Regions from separate parts of the Homo sapiens genome. Here all the other regions are linked to region 2. A link is an interaction called in ENCODE POLR2A ChIA-PET data of the cell type or tissue named here. Cell type or tissue: OCI-LY7. All regions are shown on one strand. Region 1 overlaps MARCHF1 (membrane associated ring-CH-type finger 1). Region 2 overlaps MARCHF1 (membrane associated ring-CH-type finger 1). Region 3 overlaps MARCHF1 (membrane associated ring-CH-type finger 1).

What was found. ChIA-PET counts read pairs that join two places held together with the same protein. Peaks named below come from ENCODE experiments on the same cell type or tissue, not always from the same donor. Only the 100,000 strongest peaks of a DNase experiment are listed, where the experiment ranks them.
Region 1: POLR2A ChIA-PET joins it to region 2 with 74 read pairs; 3 of 35 experiments call an interaction of 5 or more read pairs at or near these places.
Region 3: POLR2A ChIA-PET joins it to region 2 with 20 read pairs; 4 of 35 experiments call an interaction of 5 or more read pairs at or near these places.

What each region holds. Positions count from the first base shown.
Region 1 is chr4:163,610,349-163,612,848 of GRCh38, forward strand. It overlaps MARCHF1 (membrane associated ring-CH-type finger 1), which reads right to left. Exons shown (of 10, transcript NM_001394959.1): 7 at 1,923-2,500. Among named protein-coding and RNA genes, the nearest start is that of TMA16, 120 kb to the left of the region's middle. RefSeq lists an enhancer at 1,440-1,489. In OCI-LY7, CTCF peaks have their summits at 984 and 1,196; a DNase peak (open chromatin) is centred at 1,023; H3K4me3 peaks cover 1,469 bases.
Region 2 is chr4:163,662,664-163,665,163 of GRCh38, forward strand. All of the region lies in intron 5 of MARCHF1 (membrane associated ring-CH-type finger 1), which reads right to left. Among named protein-coding and RNA genes, the nearest start is that of TMA16, 170 kb to the left of the region's middle. RefSeq lists a silencer at 896-945 and an enhancer at 1,556-1,635. In OCI-LY7, a CTCF peak has its summit at 1,006 (motif pointing right); DNase peaks (open chromatin) are centred at 298, 1,008, 1,358 and 1,868; H3K4me3 peaks cover 2,218 bases; H3K27ac peaks cover 2,500 bases.
Region 3 is chr4:163,590,341-163,592,840 of GRCh38, forward strand. All of the region lies in intron 7 of MARCHF1 (membrane associated ring-CH-type finger 1), which reads right to left. Among named protein-coding and RNA genes, the nearest start is that of TMA16, 97 kb to the left of the region's middle. In OCI-LY7, a CTCF peak has its summit at 1,552; DNase peaks (open chromatin) are centred at 1,541 and 2,041; H3K4me3 peaks cover 2,174 bases; H3K27ac peaks cover 2,500 bases.

The DNA of each region.
Region 1 (2,500 bases), 52 kb before region 2:
TCTCTAGCAGGAAATAATACCTATTGGCTCATCTATCTCACTTTCATTAATAGAAGTCTAAATTAAATATCCTGTCTTTGAAAATGTTTCTCCAGAGTAGGGTTTTTAAGTAAGGAGAACCAGTCACTACGACTTTAATTGCAAGCATTATTTTTCTCTCCAATTACCATTTAGCCTACAACTAGCTTCTTTGACTGTCTTTCATTAGATTATGTTGGAAGCTAGATTTAGGGAATGACAACAGATGGTTGCAAGTGGGAAATTCTCCATTCAGACTAGAAAGAGTGGTTTAGTCCATCCCCTAACTTTTCAGCAAACATACATATAGATCATAATTAAAAGATTATAAGAAATTTACATTTATAGGTAAATTACACGGTGACAGTTTCTTTGTAAATCCCTTTTAAGTCCTTTAGCATGTTTCACATGGCCCTGTACAGTCGAGCCCTCTCCACTTCTCCATCCTTCTCTCTACCACCCATCCCCCTATTCACCACAACCTAGCTGCAATGGCAAGCTTTACGTTCCCTGAATTGCCAAGCTCCGTCCCTCCTCTTGTTTCCTGCTAGTGGCAGCCTCTGCCTAGATGGTCTTCCCTGCTTCTTTCCTGATCAATTCCTGTCATCCTTTGAGCCTTAGCCTGCTTGTCACTTACTTAGAGAGTTTTTGTCTCATCTCCCACAATAGGTGAAGCTTCCTTGCCATGTGCTTTCATAGTTCTTATCATAATTATAATTATATATCAGCTGTAAATTAATTTGTTTTGGGTCTCTGTTCCATATTAAATTATAAGCTGTAAGATGTTAGAAACTATACAAATCTTACTCACTATATTATTTTCAATGTCTAGAATAAAGCTTAATGCATAATAGATGCTTGAATACATATATGAATGAGGATTTTATGAATGACTATCCTATAAAACTTTCAGATAAACAAACCATTCTTATATTATTCACATGTAGAGTTTAATTCTTCTCACTGCTGCCCTCAATGGACATGAGCAGCCTTCTCTGGGTCACGTAATTCACACGAACATGCATACATATTTTATGAAGTAACTTCTGCTTTTATAAAAGCAAAGCAAAACATAACAAGTATTGCGCAGTGAAAATCTTCATTTGCTCTCATACAGAATCTAAACAGCTTAAATGATTAGGTATAATATGAAAATGTACAAATATATTTTTTTGTTTGAAATTGTCTCATTTATGCACACTAGCTTGGATATTCCTATAATTCTTTTTATGTAAGGTTATTTTGAAAATATATGCTGTTGAGTTAAAAAGAGCAAGAACGCTGCCACATAGCTAGAAAATATCCACATGTTGAAACCTTTCGGTATATGTTTATCAGTAAAGTTAATGTGGCCCCCTTCCCTACAGGCTCTTGCAACCCCACTGATACGTCCCTGACCTGTTTCTGTGTCCTTTGAGTCTTCAATTACCCTGCTGAGTCAAACAATTGGAGAACAAATTAAAGCCAACTGCAGAGAATGTTATTTTCTGATACAAAAATCTGACCTTAAAGAACTCAAGCCTTGAATATCTTTCTGTCAGGATGCCAGCAAATTTGCATTGAAAAGTCTAACATTTCACACAGTCTCACTCTTAATTCCCCCACTATTACTGTCATAACTAGAATGAGTGCAAGACTCAGCTGAGTCAGCCCCTTTACCAGGATAAATCATTATTCAGTTTAAAGGAAGGGGATATCTAATTGTACTTGGTAACAGCTTTCACACCCATGTTTACATCTGCATTATTCTTTTCATACCCACCTTTTCTCCTTTTATATCCAATCAGAAAAAGAACAATGTAAATAAATGTTAAGTTTTGAGGGTAGGTGTCAAACACGCACCTAACTCACTGCAAAAAGAACTATATATGGATGACATCAAGCCTTTCTCTACAGTGACTGACCTGCATACTTCTAAATTATCAGACCCATCGTCATAGGTGGCAGGAGGCTTCTGAACAGGGTTATTCACCTGGAGCCCTGCATCATTCATGTCCTTGCTGCCTTCTGGAACTCCCAGTATTTCAGTGCTGGAATCTGTTTCTGAAAATGTCTTCTTCATTATTTCATTTTTCCTAAGACTTTGCAAGAGCTGAGGATCTCTGTGGTGATATCTGCCTTTGCTCTTCTCATGATTCCTTGAGGATCTCTTAATTTCAGAGGACCCTTGAGTCAGAGAAGGGTTGCATTCTTGGTACCTTGTATGTTTTCCTCTGTGGAGATTTAAAGAGCAACTCTCACATTCAATCAGCTCTTGTTGCTCTTTACCTTTGGATCCCAGATCAACGAGCTCAATTCCGTTAGGAGTGGAAGACCCAGCTAAGTTTTCACACGGCTTATTATTATTTCTCCTCCTTCTTCTTGACAGTCTGAATTTAACCTGGGCTCTTCTTTTTGCCTGAATCCAATGACTCTCATCTGTGGAAGATGAATCTGAAGAATCTGTGTAAAGCTCCCTCCACCTGGGGCTTGAGATTTGAAG
Region 2 (2,500 bases):
CACTCAAAAGCTGATTAGGTCTATGTGTGTCTCCGGCTAGTGGTGGCTTTCCCTCTAGGGTACTCAGGCCGGATTGTTTTTGGGAAAATTTTCTCAATTCTGCAGCTATTCTTTCTGTTTTGTCAGTTCACTGAGAAAAAAAAAAATCGTACAATCTCTTGTTTGAAGGCACACGCTAAGGCCGGCATTCCGAGGCAAATATGGGAAAGAGGAGTCAAGGTCTTATCACCACTAAGGATGCGACTGTCTGCACTACAGTAACCTCACCCCTTCTTCAGAGAGATTGTGTTTGTTTGCCACGGGTTATTATTGGCCTGGAAAAAAAAAAATGTTTCTTAACTAGGGGATTCCCAGGTCATGCAAACAATACAAATTTAACCTTCTAACTGGAGTGTAATATAAGTCTGTGATTACATTACTCAGAGAATTTGTTTTTTCTTGTATACACAGAATTCAGGCCAAAATAAAAAGTCAAGCTTCTTTTTATCTCTCTGTGTGGATAGTTGGATATTTTTTCCTAGTGGATGCTTACACAGAGACTATAGTATTTTAAATCATCTTTTTTTTTTTTTTTAGATTTAGGGCTGTTTAAGTGTACATCCCACTCAGGCCCATTGCTTTATCTTCTGTTTCTGCCTGGGCACTGACACCCTTGCCACTAGATGATCACAACTGACCACCCCCCAGGGCAGCCACACTGTCAGCTCTCAGGCCAATTTCTCTGGCTTATGTTTCTCTCTTCCTTTCTCACTGCTGGAGATTTTTCTTTTCTTTTTCCTAGCACAGCTGAGTATAAATAAGGACATTTGTTATATTTTTATCTAGCATTTCTATGTTTTTATATTCTGAATGATTTTGGATCATCTCGTCTGCAACATTGCTTGTCTCTAATTGTCTTATTTTCATCTTTGCAATCATGGGTTTTACTGGCAAGGGAGCTGAAGCTTGTGGAGGATAAATGACTAACCCAAGAGTGAGCAATAGGTGGCAGGGCTAAGGCCACGTCTCTCCTGGCGCGGTGCTCTCTCCAACATGCTGTGTCCCCAGATCTCTTCTATGTCTGAAACTTTCTGATTTCAACATAGACTAATATCTATAAGCTCATGCTAATATCTATGATCTCATATTCAGAAGTGAGAATCAAGTATATAAAAATTGATAGAAACTAAAAATCTTTAGGCTTTAATATTAGCCTCTTACTACTAGATTGTTTATCAGAACTTTGAGCTATTAACACAGTTATGTCAAAGCTTTCATGTACTTGAAAAAATGGGGCAGCTAAAAAAAAAAAACTGCCAAAAACATCAAACAGCTGACAAATGCAATCAGCTGTGATACATGAATTTGCATTGTCTAACTGGAGGTTGGACACTGAAAAATAAACCGAGTACTCTCACTACCCTATTTTTCATAGGCAATGGAATCTAAAGGCACTTTCAATGCTGTAAAAGCCTGACAAAATGTTTAAGAAACAAACAGGAAGAAGTTTAAAGCAAAGAACATGTGTAAGACCATCTCTATTTGCCTTTTCCTGAGAAAATAATAAATGTACTCCCACATGTAATTTTCACAGCATATATAATGATTTTGCTGAGAACAGATTGCTCAGTACATTCCCAGATGTATACAGAAGATCAAGTTAATGAAAAGATACTTTGAAATACAGTAACTGGATACTATTTTAAAATAATGTATGCAGTTCATATCAATGATTTTCAAAAAAAATTCTAAGGCAGAGAGGCCCCTTTTTCCAAATTAAACATGACAAAGAATGCTTAAATATAAAAGAGATGAAACTTAAAATGTTTTCTTTGAAGAAATGGAGGAGATTTCCCCAACACCCTAGCCAGTCAGTGCCCCACCTACAGAGAACTCAGCTGCCCTCAGACTTACTTAGGAACAAGCCAGATTCTGTAAGGAGGGGATTTGAATCTAAAAATCATGTTTTAAGTTCCTAACATGCTAGAATAAAGACATTGTATCTGTAGGGTCAATTTATCTAGTGGACACATTATATATAGGGCTTAGGACAGAATAAATCAGCATTATAAATAAACTCTCAAAGATACTCCCCATTTTATTATAAATTTGTCTATAAACATATTAAATTACTTTTTAATAACCATAGGCTACAATAAAGACATTCTATCAGCAGGGTCAATATATTTAGTGGGCACAGTATACATAGGGCTTAGGGCCTATGATATTTTCAAAGGCCCAAGAAAGCATATTGATTTTAATTTTAAAATTAGAAAAATTAATATAATAAAAATGAACATATCATAATGAACCCAGATTAGATTATATTTAGCTATATGCTAAAATAGTCACAAAATACAATTTTAATATTTTTTTGGAGGAGGGGTCTACCAAGGTAAAAGTGTCTAAGGCACACAAAGGTTGTAATTCCGCTGGGTCTATCTTAATGTTGGTTACTGGACACAATGCTATGGCTCTGATTCTAGCAATTTCAGAACAGTCCACAGAATTAAGGCAAATT
Region 3 (2,500 bases), 72 kb before region 2:
TTCCTGCACAGTTTCTTGGTTTTTGCTATATGCAAAGAAAATCAGACATCTCAGTGTCTTTCATATCTTCTTCCTTTTCATCCCCACAGCAATTTCTCTAGTGGTTTTGAATTGTCAACAGATACACAAAGTATCTTTAAGACTGTGTTCCTTCCATCAGGAAATCATTCTTAAGATATGCAGTTATTTAGATCCTCTTAATATACTGCCACTCTTCAAGAACTCTATCACCAATCATATAAACCCAAATTGCTTCACCTTCTTTTCATATGAGCTTGTACAATTTGAGTTTACCTTACCTATTCAGGCATATTTTCCACGAATCTCTGACATACAACCACAGTGGCATCGTACAGAGTTTAACAGCTAATAAGCTGTGGGTTTTGCCACAAATAAGTTATTGCTGTGCCAAGATCTTGATTCCTGTTAGCTTAGAGGGCAGTTTTGAGGTCTTGGGTGTGTTGTCCATTCACCCTGGTTGACTCACAAATGTTATCATGTTCTGCGTGTTGTAAAAAATGTTGGGAAACACTGGTGTGGCTATTGAAAATACAATCAGCATTATATTTGTAGTTCCGCCCATCTATACGTGTTAAATTACTTAATCTCTGTGTTTCAAGTTCATCATCAGTAAAATGGGAGAATAGTGGTGATAGACTATTAGGAAGAATTAAAGTAAGTGATCAATTAAGTGACAATAATTATTAATAATCAATTATTTCATATGATTATTAATTAATTATTGTCACTTAATTGATCACTTAATTTAATCCTTATTAACAGTCTATGACCACTATTGTCCCATTTTACTGCATAACAGTCTACTAAAAGTAGTATTTATTAAAATTAATGGTCAGATGATTATTTCCTGAGTGTATTGCATTCTCTATATTAAAGTCTGTCTTTGAGAATTTCCTCAAGTATGTTCTTCATACCTTTGACACCTTCCCTCTTTTAATAATGCCTCATCTAAATTAAGACTCATCTAAATTTCAGACTCACATCCCTAATTAAACAGCCCCTAGTTTTTCCTTCCCTACAATGCTCTCTCCTATTTTTTGAGCTGTCATTGCTCTTAAAGCCTATACCACACAGATACAGTCTCTGCTGTTTGTTAACTGTTTCATTTACACAAGTTCTGGAATTATGAGCTGAATAAATTCATGTTTAATAATTTTATGGGGGCAGGATCTTTTTGTGGATTTGTATTGATATTCAGAGTAATTTAAGTTATGAGAATGTTAAGAAGTCAGGCTAAAGATGGCAAAGCACTAGACCATAATGGACTGGCTTTCATTAAGCTTCTATTTAAACATTTACAGAGCACAGACCAAAAAAAGCCAGCTTAGTCAGATCATATGGCAATTCTCAGAAGTTGTTACCAATGACCAGTGTTTTGTTTATGTTTCGGGAAAATTCACTTACAGTGAAAGTGAGAAATTGTGATCCTTTTATATACCATGAACTCTTTAATTTGCATTTGAGGAACTGAATTGAGGTGTAACAATTTTATACCCTATCTGAGCAGCAGAGGAAGTCAAGCAAACTGATCTGCAGTGGAAAGGAGAAGTAACATACTTCATAAATAGAGAACAAGATGGACAGTAGTTAATATCATTCAGACTAACAGCTGTTTGCAGCTACTCTTATTGACATGGAGACAGCAAGCAATTTTGGACTGTAAACAAAAAGGCATTATAAGCCAGATTTCTAAGGTTTCCTTAACAGAAACGAAGATAAATATCCTAAGCCATCATTCAGCCTGAGATTTAAAATACCTTGAAAACTCAAGTTCAAAATACAATCATGACATAAGAATAAAAATATTTTACCAACAGATAATACCATTTTTGTAATCATAAGTTTTGTCATTCTGAATATGTACTCTTTTTTACATGTGCAGACGAGTGACAGTTCTTCATACATATGTGATTTTTTAAAAGTGTTTTGTTTTCTCAAAGGAATATTTTCAACTCAAAAAAGCTGCTACATAGCATGACTTCCTGAGTTTAATTTCATGCCCTAATTTGTCACCACTGACTTGGTCAAAACCTCAGACCATCTGCACAGAGCTGTAGGGAATGATCAACAACAAAGACAATGACATGGCAATGTCCCTGGCTTTCCTAACTCTATTCCTGGAGCTGATCCAAGAGTCGCAAGTAATCAGCCACATTTTTTTTTTTTTCACCACCAGACATCACACTGATGGAAAACAGTGGAGAAGAAGATAATGATCACCTTGCTTGGTCAATAATGAAAGCAGAGGAGGCCAAGTCTTATTTGAATTCACAGACATTGAATTCTGCAATGGATTGGGAAGATTCTATTGGAATTGCTTCTCTTGGGTGTCTCATCCCCTCTGGAGATGGTTCGATGCCATTGATACTAGGACTTTAAATTCTGCTTGGGACTGAGGATTCCCACTGAGATTCTATTATCATCTAGCCTAGTGGTTCAGTCTCATAGTGGGCCGGAGCCTCTTTGAAGACTATCTGAG